Regions from separate parts of the Homo sapiens genome. Here region 1 is linked to region 2. A link is a contact called in ENCODE Hi-C or POLR2A ChIA-PET data. All regions are on one chromosome and are shown on one strand. The core of a region is the stretch at or near the end of the contact, and the rest is flanking DNA. Distances in the headings are between cores, read along the strand shown. Region 1 has its middle 40 kb from the start of MIR4733. Region 2 overlaps ADAP2 (ArfGAP with dual PH domains 2).

What was found. A loop is a pair of places that touch in the nucleus more often than their neighbours do. ChIA-PET counts read pairs that join two places held with the same protein, here RNA polymerase II (POLR2A). Pooled maps may share reads with other maps.
Region 1: a loop to region 2 is called in a map of CD14-positive monocyte, with 2.2 times the contacts of the local background. The contact joins two enhancer-like sites. A Hi-C loop is called at or near these places in 2 of 168 maps with a recorded cell type or tissue (both CD14-positive monocyte) and 3 of 50 pooled maps. POLR2A ChIA-PET finds 5 or more read pairs at or near these places in 3 of 52 experiments (A549, B cell and CD8-positive, alpha-beta T cell).

Annotation. Positions count from the first base shown.
Region 1 is chr17:31,050,660-31,058,072 of GRCh38, reverse strand. It overlaps the pseudogene LOC646030. Among named protein-coding and RNA genes, the nearest start is that of MIR4733, 40 kb to the left of the region's middle. Within about 2 kb of position 5,777, at least 12 of the 41 ENCODE cell types and tissues checked have a DNase peak (open chromatin) inside an H3K27ac peak, as active enhancers do; they include CD14-positive monocyte, where a contact is called at or near this core.
Region 2 is chr17:30,949,626-30,957,240 of GRCh38, reverse strand. It overlaps ADAP2 (ArfGAP with dual PH domains 2), which reads right to left. Exons shown (of 11, transcript NM_018404.3): 8 at 3,891-3,953; 9 at 2,686-2,763; 10 at 772-1,000. Among named protein-coding and RNA genes, the nearest start is that of RNF135, 18 kb to the left of the region's middle. RefSeq lists an enhancer at 1-27. Within about 2 kb of position 2,705, at least 11 of the 41 ENCODE cell types and tissues checked have a DNase peak (open chromatin) inside an H3K27ac peak, as active enhancers do; they include CD14-positive monocyte, where a contact is called at or near this core.

The DNA.
Region 1 (7,413 bases), core at 4,528-7,027, 98 kb before region 2:
GATGAGATCTCACTATGTTGCCCTGGCTGCTCTCAAACTCCTGGCCTCAAGCGATCCTCCTGTCTTGGCCTCCCAAAATGCTAGGATTACAGGCATGAGCCACCACACTCAGCCCCATATACTGTTTTCTTTCTTTTACTTTTCTTTTCTTTTCTTTCTTTTTTTTTTTTTTTTTTGAGGAGGAGTCTCACTCTGTTGCCCAGGATGGTGCAATGGCGCAATCTCTGCTCACTGCAACTTCTGCCTCCTGGGTTCAAGTGATTCTCCTGCCTCAGCCTCCTGAGTAGCTGGGATTACAGGCACGTACCACTGCACACAGCTAATTTTTGTATTTTAGCAGAGATGGGGTTTTACCATGTTCCCCAGGCTGGTTTTGAACTCCTGACCTCAAGCAATCCATCCACCTTGGCCTCCCAAAGTGCTGGGATTACAGGCATGAGCCACCATGCCCAGCCTTTTTTTGTTTTCTTTTTTTTCTTTTTTCTGAGACAGAGTCTTGCTGTGTTCCTCAGGCTGGAGTCTGGTGGCACAATCTCTGCTCACTGCAACCTCTGCCTTCCAGGTTCAAGTGATCCTCCTGCCTCAGCCTCCGAGTAGCTGGGATTACAGGCGTGTACCACCATGCCCAGCTAATTTTTGAATTTTTAGTAGAAACGGGGCTTCACCATGTTGGCCAGGCTGGTCTCGAACTCCTGATCTCAAATGATCTGCCCACCTCAGCCTCCCAAAGTGCTGAGATTACAGGCATGAGCCACCATGCCTGACCCCCTTATACTTTGAACCCAGTTTGCCCTAATGTTAAAAATCTTATATAGCTATGACACATTTATCAAAATTAAGACATTAACATTGGTACAATGATATTAACTAAACTATAGATTGTATTCTTTTCCAGGATACCACATATCATTTAGTAACTTTCTCTCTTTCTTAAGGTTGTTGTGATTTTTCAAATTGTGGTAAAATATACATAACATAAAATTTACCATATTAACCATTTTTAAATGTGTGGTTCAGTGACATTAAGTACACTCACATTGTTGTGTAACCATCACCACCATCCATCTCCAGAACGTTTTTATCGTTCCAAACTGAAACTCTGAAACATTAGACAAGTTTCTTTTTAAGTATTAATTTTCAAACCTCCAGTACATTAAATTGAAATAATTTAGCCTGGGCCTGGCTTGGTGGCTCATGCCTATAATTCCAGCACTTTGGGAGGCTGAGATGGGTGGATCACTTCAGGCCAGGAGTTCGAGACTAGCCTGGCCAACATAGTAAAACCCCGTCACTACTAAAATACAAAACTTAGGTGGATGTGGTGGCACATGCCTGTAATCCCAGCTACTTGAGAGGCTGAGGCAGGAGAATTGCTTGAACCTGGGAGGCAGAGGTTGCAGTGAGCTAAGATCATGCCATTACAATCCAGCCTGGGTGACAGAGCAAGACTCTGTCTCAAAAACAAAAAAAAAAAGAAGAAGAAGAAGAAAGAAAAGAAATAATTTAGTTGAACATTCTTGGAGAAAGACTGCTCTCAGGTTATATCAGCTCCTGCTTTTTTCTGCCCTTATTCACATGCCCAGCTTGTATTACCTGCCTCAGTAGAACCTGGTCAAGCAAAAACAAATGCTGTCAGAGTGCCAGATCTATTTCCCTTTCTCCATGTAGCATTACCTTGATTTTGCTTTAGAGATTGCCCCTTACTTTTTGCTTGAAGCTTTAGGGGAATTGTCAGGCATGATGTCTTGTTCTCTGTGTGCCATGGTATGGCGGGTAACTCGAACTCTAGCTGGGTGTGTGAATAAGGGCAGAAAGGAGTCAGAGCTGAAACATCCTGATAATGACATCCTGAAGAACCAACCTTTAACTTCTGTGACTTCCTTCCCCAGAGCTACCCTGGTTCTCGTCCCTATTATTACAGCATTTTTTTAAAAAGACTCTTTCTCGCTCTGTATCTTTCCAATAAGTTCCACTCCCTACCCCCCTTAAGTTAGTCAGAGTCAGGCACAACCAAGAACCCTATTTGATATAGGAAATTATTTTAACACAAAGACCCTTGGAGTCAAATCAATTCCAGAAAAGCATTTAATAATTTATTCTACTCTGTCAACACCAAACTATTGCACAGTGAGAAAAGGCTGTGGTGGAATGATGTCTGGAAGCAGCCTCTCCACCTGAGGAGGGGTCTCTGAGCTCTGAGATTGATGACATAGGTTCTAGAAAAATACATAAAATTAAAAATAGAGAGAGATTCTGCCACATACATGCTCTCAGGCACTTTAGGAACCATATAAGCTGTTTCCTGCCCTTTTCTGGGTACCTTAGTAGAGGGCTGGGTGCGGTGGCTCACGCCTATAATCCCAGCACTTTAGGAGGCCGAGGCGGGCAGATCACGAGGTCAGGAGATTGAGACCATCCTGGCTAACACGGTGAAACCCCGTCTCTCCTAAAAATACAAAAAATTAGCTGGGCGTGGTGGCGGATGCCTGTAGTCCCAGCTACTCGGGAGGCTGAGGCAGGAGAATGGCATGAACCCGGGAGGTGGAATGTGCAGTGAGCCAAGATTGTGCCACTGCACTCCAGCCTGGGCGACAGAGTGAGACTCCGTCTCAAAAAAAAAAAAAAAAAAAAGTAGAGAGAGACTCTGCCACATACATGCTGTCAGGCATTTTAGGAGCCATGTAAGCTGTTTCCTGCCCTTTTCCGGGTACCTTTTGAAAGCCAACATTAGGATAGAAGCATAGAGGCTGTGCCACTAGAAAGATTCTGGTGAGAATCGTGGCTGCTTGTTGCACACGTAACCTAGGTAAGTTACCTGATCCCTGAACCTCAGTTTCCTCATCAGCAAAATGAAAGATGATGTCTCATAAAGCTGTGAGAGTGGAAGAGATCACGTTTGCTGAGCACCTGGAGTGTTGTAGGCATTCACCCTGGTTGTGCCTATTTTTCTCAGACCATTCTTTGCTACTGAAACGACTTCTGCAAAGAAGTTGGGGTGGCTTAGATATTGAACTGGCTTGTTTGGCAGGTTATGTTTGGTGCCTATGCATGAGAAACTGATTGGCCATTCATAGGACACTGAGCAGTTTGGAGACTCAGGACCTCCTGCATCCTCTGTGCTTGAATGTTTGCATGGTCAACAGTTCAGAAGTATGCACATCCTGCTGAGAGCTCCATAGCTCTGTAAGAAGGAAGGATTGGGTCTCTACACCAAATGCAAAGCCTGGCCTGGCACGGTGGCTATGCCTGTAATCCCAGCACTTTGGGAGGCCATGACAGCAGGGTCGCTTAAAGCCAGGAGTTACAGACTAGCCTGGGCAACATAGTGAGACCCCCCCCCCATTTCTACAAAAATAAAAATAAAAATTAGCTGAGTGTGGTGGTACATGCCTGTAGTCCCAGTTACTCTGGAGGCTGAGGTGGGAGAATAGCTTGAGCCTGGGAGGCCAAGGTTGCAGTGAGCCGTCATTGCACCACTGCCCTCTAGCCTGGGTGACAGAGCAAGACCCTGTCTCAAAAGCAAAACAAACACAAACAAACAAAAAACAAATGCAAAACCCCAGGAGCTCTCCCAAGACACTATCGGTCAGTTCTGTAAACAATCACTGGAGGTGCAGAGGAGCTGCCCATCTTCAAGGAGTTCTGTAGCCTCTGACATGGCTGTATGGGGTCAGTTCCCTGAATATAGGTTGCTTTTTCATATTTCTGCAAAGTAGGCCCCTTCTGCCTGGATACCCTTCCCATCTATAATGGCTTATTGAGTGCAGGGCCAGCATTGGAATTGTGCAATGTACAACCTGCACGACTGTAAATAGCAGCCTTGGGTAAGAGAATGGGCTACACAGTCAGGAAAAGCTGCATCTATTTCTCATTTCTGCTATTCATTCTTAGTGAAGAGGTGAGCAGGTTGACTTTATTTATTTATTTATTTATTATTAGTATTTTTTTGAGACAGTGTGTCACTCTGTCACCCAGGCTGGAGTGCAGTGATGCGAGCTTGGCTTAGTGCAACCTCTGCCTCCTGGGTTCAAGTGACTCTCCTTCTTCAGCCTCCTGAGTATCTGGGACTACAGGCATGTGCCACCATGCCCAGCTAATTTTTGTATTTTTAGTAGAGATGGGGTTTCACCATTTTGGTCAGGATGGTCTTGAATGCCTGACCTCAAGCGATACACCTGCCTTGGCCTCCCAAAGTGCTGGGATTACAGGCCTGAGTCACGTGCCCAGCCTATTTATTTATTTATTTGAGACAGGGTCTCGCTCTGTCACCCAGACTAGAGTGTAATGGCATGATCACAGCTCACTGCAGCCTCAACCTCCCGGGCTCAAGCCATCCTCCCACCTCAGCCTCCCAAGTAGCTAGGTCCACAAGTGCATGCTACCATATCCAGCTATTTTTTTTTCTTTTTGTAGAGACAGAGGACTCACTATGTTGCCCAAGCTGGCCTCAAACCCCTAAACTCAAGTGATCCTCCTGCCTCGGCTTCCCAAATCCTGGGATTATAGGTGTGAGCAGCCATGCCCCACCAAGGCGACCTTGCTAAATCTCACTTTCTTCATTTGTGAAGTTGGAATAATTACAGTAGTGACCTCTTAGAGTTGTGAGGATTAAAATAAAACAATATATATAGGGAGATTTTAGCACAGTGCTTGGCATGTAGAAGACGCTTTAAAAAAGCTGTAATAATGATTATTCTTTCTGGCAAACTTTTACTCTACTTTAAAGCCTTTTCCAATTCTTTCCAAAGCTGAGTCAAATGCCTCTTCTATGTGCTCCCATTCCCCACTAGCGCTGCTGCCAGTACCGCTGGGTTCCTTCCAGAACTGTGACCTCTTGACAGCAGGGATTGTGTCTTTTATACTAGGGTCACCAGTACCAATAACAATGCTGGGAACATAGTAGGAACCCAATAAATGCTAGTTAAAGGAATGAACGCATGAATGAATGTCTACATGTTATCTTTGATGGGACCAAAGGGAAGCTTGCTCTTCTTATTTTCTGTTAGAAGCCGATAATGGGAGAAAGAGGCAGAGAAATGGGAACGGAGAGTACGGACTGGACACTTAGCAAACGCAAGTCACTCTTTCCTGTGGTCATTTTTTGGGTGGAAAGAAAACTGAGTGAAACCTTGTTCTAAGCTGGGTCTGAGAAGATAAACAAGCCAAGAGTTCTACCTAGACAATGGCCTGATTCTCCCTGACGGGGGAAGGTGGGAGCCAGACAAACATCCCCTTCCAATTTCCTTCCGTCTGTGCTCAGCTCCTACAAAGTATCACAGCCCACCCCCCTCACCCCCTGCCAAAGCCTTTCCTTCATAGAAGGTGTCTTCAAATCCAAGCCAGGCTCTTATCCGGTGAGATCTTTGAAGGCTGGAAGGAGCTGCAATGAGTCTGAATCACTCCCAACCACAATGGCCTTAGAATGACAGACGGTTTCTGTTTCCAGGGCGTGTTCTAAATTGGATTCTTTTGGTGGCTCAATTTGCTTCCACAAGGCCCCTGCCAACCAGGAGCTGAGATGAGCAGTTTGCATAGATCAAATTATTGAACTTCAAAACACCCATGAAAAATTGTGAAAACAAAACAACAGCAGAAGTACAAAGTACGAAGAGATGTGGTTTCCCAGGAGCACGTGTGAAAAATGACTTTGCAGTCCAGATGCCTGCAGGCCCAGCATGAGTCAGCTGAAGGATGTGGAGGCCAAAAAACCTCAGACAAGTCTGGACCAAGCAGAGCTTCCAGAAAAAGAAAGGTGACGGCCAACTCCACTCCACACTGGCCGGACCACCCTGGAGGAGGGCTGGCTCCCTCTAGATGCCATCATGTGACAGGAAAGGGTGTGTTCTGAGTGGAGTTACCAAGATTGGGAGGGGTTGGGAGAGGACTCAAAAGTTGGACAAGAGGAGAGGAGATGTGTACCCTGCGGAAGAAAGTGGTTAGTGTCAGGGTGGTCTTCTGCCTGCAGCTTCTGCTTGTTAGTCCTTCCCCTCCTGTCATCCTGGAGAAGGCCTATTCATCCCTTAGGCCTCAGCGCCTGCCACCTGTTCTGAGAAGCCTTCCCTCACCTCTGTAAGCAGAACCAGCCACACCTGCATTTGGACCTCCTTCTCCTGCACTGGGAGTCAGGTCCCTTCATTACAGCACACCTCCTGTGGAAGAATGTTTTGAGTGTATGGCTAGGCAGGGACCTCGTCCTACTTATCTTTGCATGCCTACTGCCTGGTACAGTGATCACTCTTCAAATGTCTGATGAATTAAATTGTTGGCATGAAAACTGGCACCAAACATTTTGACCATGAGGAAGAGAGATTGTATTTTTTCTAGGTGGCCCAAAAAGACGGAACTGGAAGAGAGGGTGGTGATTACAAGAAAGTGGATTTCAGCTCAAAATCAGGAAGTACTTTATAATAGTAATGACAGCAATTTTATTGTGTGTTTTAGTCACCTATTGCTGCATAATAAATTGCTCCAAAATTTGAGGCCTAAAACAACAATAAGTGTTTATGATCTCACACACTGTATATGGGTTAGGAATTCAGGAGCAGCTTAGAAGAGTGGTTCTAGCTTAGGATCTGTCATGAGTTTGTAGTCAAGATACTAACTGGGGCTGTAGTCATCTGAAGGCTTAATTGGGGCTGGAGGATTGGCTGCAAGATGGCTGGATTGGCTGGGCATGGTGGCTAATCCCTGTAATCCCAGCAATTTGGGACTCTGAGGTGGGAGGATCACTTGAGCCCAGGAGTTTGAGACCAGCCTGGACATCATAGGGAGACTCTGTCTCTACAAAAAACACAAAAATCAGCTGGGTGTGGTGGCACATCCTGTAGTCCCAGCTACTCAGGAGGCTGAGGTGGGAGGATCACTTGAGCGAGATTGTGACATAAGATTGCCATGGTAAAATGGAGCAGATCTGGACCCGAGCCAAATAAATGTGGCATAAATAAAGGTGTCATAAAGACAGGGCGGGGCGCACGCTTATAAGGGGCATGAGCATCTCAGGGCTGCCAGAATGGCTCCCAATCAGTGCACGGCACTAGCATGTGTCATGTCCTGGCTGCGTTTCTGGGGCCCGTGGCCCCTCCTTACGTGGCAGCTATTGTGTCTCCTAGTGGCAATTATTGTGTCTACTAGTCAAGGAGGCTCCACATCTGGTGTTGGTCAAGGACCCGCTCCAGCTGACCTCTAACCCCTGGGGTCACCTGAGCCCTGGTCTTCCCGCTCCTCCCATCTCCCATGGGAATCTCCTCATGCACCTGCTCCCCCAGCAGCCCCAGGGGACTTTGATTACCTGGGGCCCTCTGCTTCCTCACAGGTGTCAGCCCTGCCCCAGGAATCAAATGAAAATTTGGTTCCATTCCTGGATACGGATTCAGGTGGAGAGCTGCCCCTGGGGCCAGAGCAGTTCTTGGCTGC
Region 2 (7,615 bases), core at 1,456-3,955:
ACAATTTGCAAGTCCCTTTCTGAGGTTCTCTGGCTTTGGCCTTTATGGGACAGTCAAGAGAGTCTGTGTTTATATCAGTCAGACTCAAAGGGCACAAGTGTTTCCCCCAAGGGGCTGTGCGGGGGTCACCTGCTCAGTCTGTACTTTTCCAAACACAGAAATTCTCCTTTGTGCCCCAGAAGCCAGGTCCTGGGCCAGCAGTTTCCTGCCGGAGCTCGGCATGTCTCCCCTTTTTTCACAGGGCTGTCAGCATTGAGGAAGCCCTACTGGTAAAGAGGAGGAACAGGAGAGAGGCAGACAGAAGGGAGGACTCAAAGAAAAGAAGCCACTAGAAATAGCCTTCCCTCTGGAGTGGGGAGGAATCCAAAAATCCCAGGAGCTGCCCAGCGGGTGTGACCTTAGCTAATAATAACAGGCCAGCGTTTTCTCACGAGAAAAAGGATCAGCATAGAGCACGGTGGAGGGAAAGAGAAGCTGCTTAGCCCCCACACCGCAAGGGGTACAGACAGCACCCAGGGGTTCTGCCAGGGCCAAACTCCTCTAAAAGCTCCTGGGGAAGGGCTCGGTTAGGGGAACCCAGAGTGGACAGAGGAGACCTTTTGGCAATAATGGCATGTCTGTGCTTTTCTTTTGCAGGAAGAGAAGACAATGAAAAGAGCATAGTCAGGAATCAGGAATCTTTTGTGGTATCAAAGCTGAACCTAAGTGAAGAAGCAATTTTCTGTCCTCTGCCCTTGTCCAAAAGAACACCCCTCAGTTCCTGCTTCTTACTAAGCCGGTTGAGGGGCGTCAAGGGGCTGGACAGGACACCCCGCAAACTTTCCAGCCATTCCTGCTGTTCCTTCTCACTGGGGCAAGTGAGGACAAATCTCCGCTCTGGGGTGACAATGGTGAGTCCGGCTTTCCAGCGATTTCCTCGGATGCCCTTGGGCAGGTCTTCGTAGGCTTCATATCCCTGCTCCTTGTTCCCAAGAAAAACCTGGCCCTGCTCGAAGGCATCCTGAAAATGGAGAGTACAGGGTCATCAGAGGGTGCCCCCAGGGCAGAGGGGCCCTGCAGCCCTGACAGCCTCCAAGCTTTATTTTGGGAAAGGGGTATGAGGTCCCTGCTGGGATTTCTGCTAAGTGGGACCCAGAATTTGAAAGATCAAAACCCTAAAATAAATCATACACATCATCTATTGAAAAGATACCGAGGGTGGGCCTGGTAGTTCATGCCTGTAATCCTAGCACTTTGGGAAGCCAAGGCAGAGGATTGCCTGAGGCCAGGAATATGAGACCAACCGGGACAACATAGTGAGACCCCTTCTCTACAAAAAAAAATTATTAATTATTATTATGAATTGTTTTTGGAGACAGGGCCTCACTCTGTCACCCAGGCTGGAAGTGCAGTGGCACAATCATGGCTCATCCCAGCCTCAACCTCCCAGGCTCAGGCAATCCTCCCACCTCAGCCTCCCAAGCAGCTAGGACTACAGGCATGCACCACCACACCTGACTAATTTTTAAGTTTCTTTTTTTTTCTTTCTTTTTTTTTTTTTGAGACGGAGTCTCACTCTGCACCCAGGCTGGAGTGCAATGGCATGCACCCTCTGCACCCTCTGCCTCCCGGTTTCAAGCGATTCTCCTGCCTCAGCCTCCTGAGTAGCTGGGCTTACAGGCACGCACCACCACGTCCGGCTAATTTTTGTATTTTTAGTAGAGACAGGGTTTCACCATGTTGGTTAGGCTAGTCTCGAACTCCTGAGCTCGTGATCTGCCCCGCCTCAGCCTTCCAAAATGCTGGGTTTACAGATGTGAGCCACCGTGCCTGGCCTTAAGTTTCTTGTAGAGATGGGATCTCACTATGTTGCACAGGCTGGTCTCGAACTTCTGGGCTCAAGCGATCCTCCTGTCTCAGCCTCCCAAAGTGCTGGGATTACAGACAAAAGGCAGCACATCCAGCCCTAAATTTTTTTTTTTTAATTAGCTGGGCATGGTGATGCATGCCTGTATTCTGAGCTACTTAGGAGGCTGAGGCAGGAAGATAACTTGGGCCCAGAAGTTCAAGGTTGCAATGAGCTGTGATTGTGCCACTGCATTCCAGCCTGGGTGACAGAGAGAGACTCTGTCTCTAAAAAAAAAAAAATAAGTGATACCTAACATTTACGGAGCACTTATTAAAATCAGCATCAGGAATTACAATGCTTTATATATAGTAACTTAAATAACCATCATGGCAACCTCTGGGGAAGGCATTCTTATTAAGCCTGTTTTTCAGAGGAGGAAACCGAGGCACAGAGCACTAAGTACACGGCTCAAGGCAACACTACTACAAGTGGCAGGGCTGAGACCAGAGCCCAGACGGTGGGGTTCTAGAGTCCACCACACTCCTAACTACTACACATCACGGCCTCTTGGTTAGAAGTGAGCCCTGGAGACTAGAGGAAGAGATACACCATATTTAACTACCATGGGCAGCATTTTGGATACTCATAATAGACTTCCTGAAAGCGAGGAGAAGCTTCATGCCATAGGAGATTACTCAAGAGAAACAAAAACAAGGGGTAGAGGTTTTCCTCTCAAGGTTTCTCTAGCTCTGGGGCTCTGGGAGATGTGTTTATCTGTAGCTTTCACATAGTTCCAGACAAGCACCACCCAGCAATGTTTGAGGAAGCCCTGGGGAGGGAGCAGGAGTGGCTCTTACCAGTGGGTTCTTGTAATAGAGCAGCCTCCGCTCATGGCAATCCAGGGCGAACCACCTTTTCTTGAAAGGTTCTTTCTGCTGCAAAAGAGGGAACTTCTTACCACAGATGACCAGGTCAGTTTCTGAGGATAGAGGTCAGGGGCCAGCCCAGCCCAAACCAAAGGAGCTGGCCAGTCCCACTGGTTCTCCAGCCCAGCCTCCTCAGTCAGACATCCTAGTGCTTCTCCCTGGGGCCTGGATAGGAGCCCTCAGGCTCTGAAGGTTCTGCCCATTCCCCTTCCAACCCCACCATACCCTTTGCCAGCTTCACCCTGCTGCCTCAACTTGGAAGAGGCACCTTCCTCTTTTTCAGGCTGTAGACAAAGAAGCCGGAAAGGAAGTTGGAAAAAATCAGAAGTGGCTACTGCTTGGCAAGGCTGAAAGTGCTGGCCTTGGCCAAATTCTAACCTAGGTCAGGGAGAGAAAGCCCAGCAACAAGAACCAGGCGGAGGGGCTGCGCCTCTCTGAAAACAACCCTTTGACTGCTTTTTCCACCTGCCCAAGGCTTGCTTTCATGATTGCCTAACACAGGAATATCCAATCTCTTGCCTTCCCTGGGCCACATTGGAAGAATTGTCTTGGGCCACACATAAAATACACTAACACTAATGATAGCTGATGAGCCAAAAAAAAAAAATCGCAAAAATATCTCATAATGTTTTAAGAAAGTTCACGAATTTGGCTGGGCATGGTGGCTCATGCCTGTAATCCCAGCACTTTGGGAGGCTGAGGTGGGCAGATCGCTTGAGGTCAGGAGTTCGAGACCAGCCTGGCCAACATGGTGAAACCCCATCTCTACTAAAATTACAAAAATTAGCCGGGCATGGTGGTGGGCACCTGTAATCCCAGCTACTCAGGAGTCTGAGGCAGGAGAATCGCTTGAATCTGGGAGGCGGAGGTTGCAGTGAGCCGAGATCACACCACTGTACTCTGGCCTGGGTGACAGAGCAAGACTCTGTCTCAAAAAAATTTAAAAAAGAAAGTTTATGAATTTCTGTTGGGCATCATTCCAAGCCGTCCTGGGTTGCATGTGGCCCATGGGCTGTGGGTTGGACAAGCTTGGCCTAACACCTTTCACTGTCCTCTTAACAATCATCCCATAAACACATGAAACCTTCTATATACATTAAACCATATTAAGTTCCCCAGGGAGTGATAGAAGGTACCTTTGGCCCAGTCTTTTCCATGAAGCCTTGTTTGAGGTAGTTCCTGGTGAGGAATGGCACGAGCTGGGGAAGAGAGACAGACACTGACCCCCAACTCACACCCCAAGGCTCCAGGTTCCCGCCGAGCTTGGCTCCCGACAAAGGGGAAGTTTGAAATGGGGAAGGATGTACGCTCATGGCTCACAGTATTATATTTGGAAAGTGCAATGGTCATAATATTAATATTTCAACAAAGCCAGTCGACAGCACCCCAGATGTTTGCAGAGCTTAGTGGCACGGCCGAGTTTTGGTTTAAGGATTCCTTCAGTAACCCCAGGGTGTGGACATAGGCAAGGCTCTGCAGAGACCCTCTTGGTGTCAGGCAACATGTTCTGAGGGTCCACTTTGCATCAGGCTCCAGGTGCAATTCTCAATCACCCTGCGAGGTGGGTATCACCAGCCTCATTACACATCTGAAGAAACCAGGCCACAGAGAAGGGGCTGGGGATTTTCCCAAAGTCACATCACTGGTAGCACAAAGAGCTGAGATTCAGGCCCAGGGCCAATGACACTAGACTGTACTCCTACCACTACACTAGGTGCTAAAGTATAAATATGCCAGGGCCCTCTGAGCAGGACCTTGGGAAAGGCCTGGTCAGGATTCTGACACCAAGCAACAAGAAAATAATGGCCAGAGGCTGGGTGCAGTGGCTCACACCTGTAATCCCAGCACTTTGGGAGGTCAAGGCAGGCAGATCACTTGAGGCCAGGAGTTTGAGACTAGCCTGGCCAACATGGCGAAACCCCACCTTTACCAAAAATATAAAAATTAGCTGGGCATGGTGGCACGCGCTTGTAATCCCAGCTACTCAGGAGGCTGAGGCAAGAGAATCCCTTGAACTTGGGAGGCAGAGGTTGCAGTGAGCTGAGATAGTGCCACTGCACTCCAGTCTGGGTGACAGAGGGAGACTCCATCTCAAAACAAAACAAAACAAAAAAGAAAAGAAAATGATGCCAGAGTGGACAGAGAAAGTTCTGAAGCAGAAGTCGGGAGACCTGGTTCTAATTCCAGTTCTGGCCTCCATCAGCTGCATTACCTTTGTTAAGACCTTCTGTCTCTCGAGGCCTTATGTCTCCCCTGTGTGATAAACAGCCTGGATCATGTGATCCCCAGCATCCCTTCCAGCCTGGCAGCCTACGCCCAGAGATGTTTCCAGGGGTTGATGATGGCCTCCTATGCTCCTAGGCATCAACCTGGAAAGTCTAGAGCTTCAAATGACAGTCCAGGCTTCAAAGAACAGAGAGGCTTCTCCAGAGCTCCAGGGCCCAGGGCAGAGGCACAGGGGAAGTGAGGTCTGGGGAACAGCTATGGGAAGTTTAAAAGGGGGAAATTTGTGAGCCAAAAATGAAAATATTAGGCCAGGCGCAGTGGCTCACGCCTGTAATCCCAGCACTTTGGGAGGCCGAGGCGTGTGGATCACGAGGTCAGGAGATCGAGACCATCCTGGCTAACACGGTGAAACCCCGTCTCCACTAAAAATACAAAAAAGTAGCCGGGTGCAGTGGCGAGCGCCTGTAGTCCCAGCTACTCGGGAGGCTGAGGCAGGAGAATGGCGTGAACCTGGGAGGCGGAGCTTGCAGTGAGCCAAGATGGCGCCACTGCACTCTGGCCTGGGCGAAAGAGCGAGACTCTGTCTCAAAAAAAAAAAAAAAAAAAGAAAAGAAAAGAAAATATTGGTCAGATGCAGTGGCTCACACCTGTAATCCCAGCACTTTGGGAGGCCGAGGTAGGAGGATTGCTTGAGGCCAGAAGTTCGAGACCAGCCTGGGCAACATAAGTGAGACATCATCTCTATAAAAAATTAAAAAAAAATTTTTAATGTAAGAAACAAGATATAAACTGTACTACTCCCCTTCTCTTAAAATACATTCACTAGGCTTTAATTGTTCCATTTGGAGAAAACAGATGGAGTCCCGAACTGCTCAATATTCGGAATTTGAGCCAGCACAGAGCAAGCAGAGGCCTAGGGAAACCATTGGGAAAAAAAGGAAAGTCACATGGCTGGAGCACTGCTTCCTGTACTTCTGATGCCTTGGCTCGCTGGAGTCTCACAATAGCCCTAGAAAGTAGGTACTATCACCTAGGCAAGTCACCTCACCTCTCTGAGCCTCGATGCACTCATCTGTCACCATGGCGACAAAACCTACTTTCTCTGAAGTCCAAGAGACCATATGCATTTATTACAGGACCACAGACCCCACTGGGATGCCCTGGGTTTCCAACATGTGGACCCCTAAAGCTTGAGCCAGGCCTGGTGATTGCTCAGAACCTCACACCATACACAGACATTAAATGGGAGGAAAGACACGGGATGGATATCAGGTACCGACAGTGGATGAGAGAGGCAGGGGAACATTGAGGATGTTGACCAAAGAGCAATTTCCTTTACACATGTCAGCAAAGATGGGCAGCTTGCCCAGATTAAATAAGGCTGAGCATCTGCACTTTGTCCTCCCTCCTCATAGTCAGCAGTCAGCAGTCTCCACTCCCCGCCCATGGGAGCCAGCATTAACCAGTTCTGGGTGCAAACTCAGCAGACTGACTCAAGGGCTCTGACTCGGGCCTTGCTGGAATTGCTCCCAGAGAGCTGCCATCTCAGCACATCCCTGGGCCTGGAGGGGACCCTATTCCAGACAACTGGCTCCCTACAAACCTTGGAATTAAGGAGCATTTAGGCTTTCAAGGAAACTCTAATGGTTGAGATTAAGAAAATCCCAGCATTAAAATGGTTTTCCAGCCCCATCACTTATAAAATCCTCTTGGAGGGGAGCCTCTTGAAGAGGACCAGAGCATAGAATCTCAGAGGCGGAAGGGACCCTGAAGATGACCTGGACTAACCGCCATCTTACCCATATGGAAATAGAAGCTCAGAGGGGTGCCAGGACCTGCAGGGGTCACACAGCAAGTGAGCAATAGAGCATCCCTGAGAGCCCAGGCTTCCTGGCTCGAGACAGCATCCTCTGCCCTACACCATGCGGGTCTCCCTGGCCCAGCCTGAGATAGGGAGATGAAGGCCCCAGAAGTCTGGAGACAATCAAAATGAAGTTCTCGGCTCCCCATGATGTTGGCCATGAAGGGCATACCTGCTCCTGTTACAACTGTAATGGAGAGGATCCCAGGCTTTCCCAAGCCCAGAGCATCACAGGGCAAAGAGGGGATTTTAGAAAGGGAAGCACACCTTTGGTTATTCACCTGCCCTTCCTGGGACTGTATAACTCATCAGTGAAATGGAAATAATCACCCCTGCCTGGCTGCCATTTCACAAGACAAAATGGGCTCAAAGCACTCTGTAAGCAGTATGTTAGGGATCATTTGTACATTTTAGAGGGAGAAGGGTTCAGAAAGAGATGACCAATTGCTGAGCCCCTTGACACTCTTCTGAAGGGGAGACACTGACCAGCTTTTGGGAGGCCGCCTTGTCGTATGTGAGGCTGTAACCCCCGCAGGCTCCCCTGGAGAATGCCTTGGGCTTCCCTCTGAGCAGCCCAGCCCTCAACCTCGAGGTCTTGCCTGCAAACAAAACTAGTCTGGCTTCTTCTTCTTTTTTTTTTTTTTTTTTTTTGAGACGGAGTCTCACTCTGTCACCCAGGCTGGAGTGCAGCGGCGCCATCTGGGCTCACTGCAAGCTCCGCCTCCCGGGTTAACACCATTCTCCTGCCTCAGCCTCCCAAGTAGCTGGGACTAC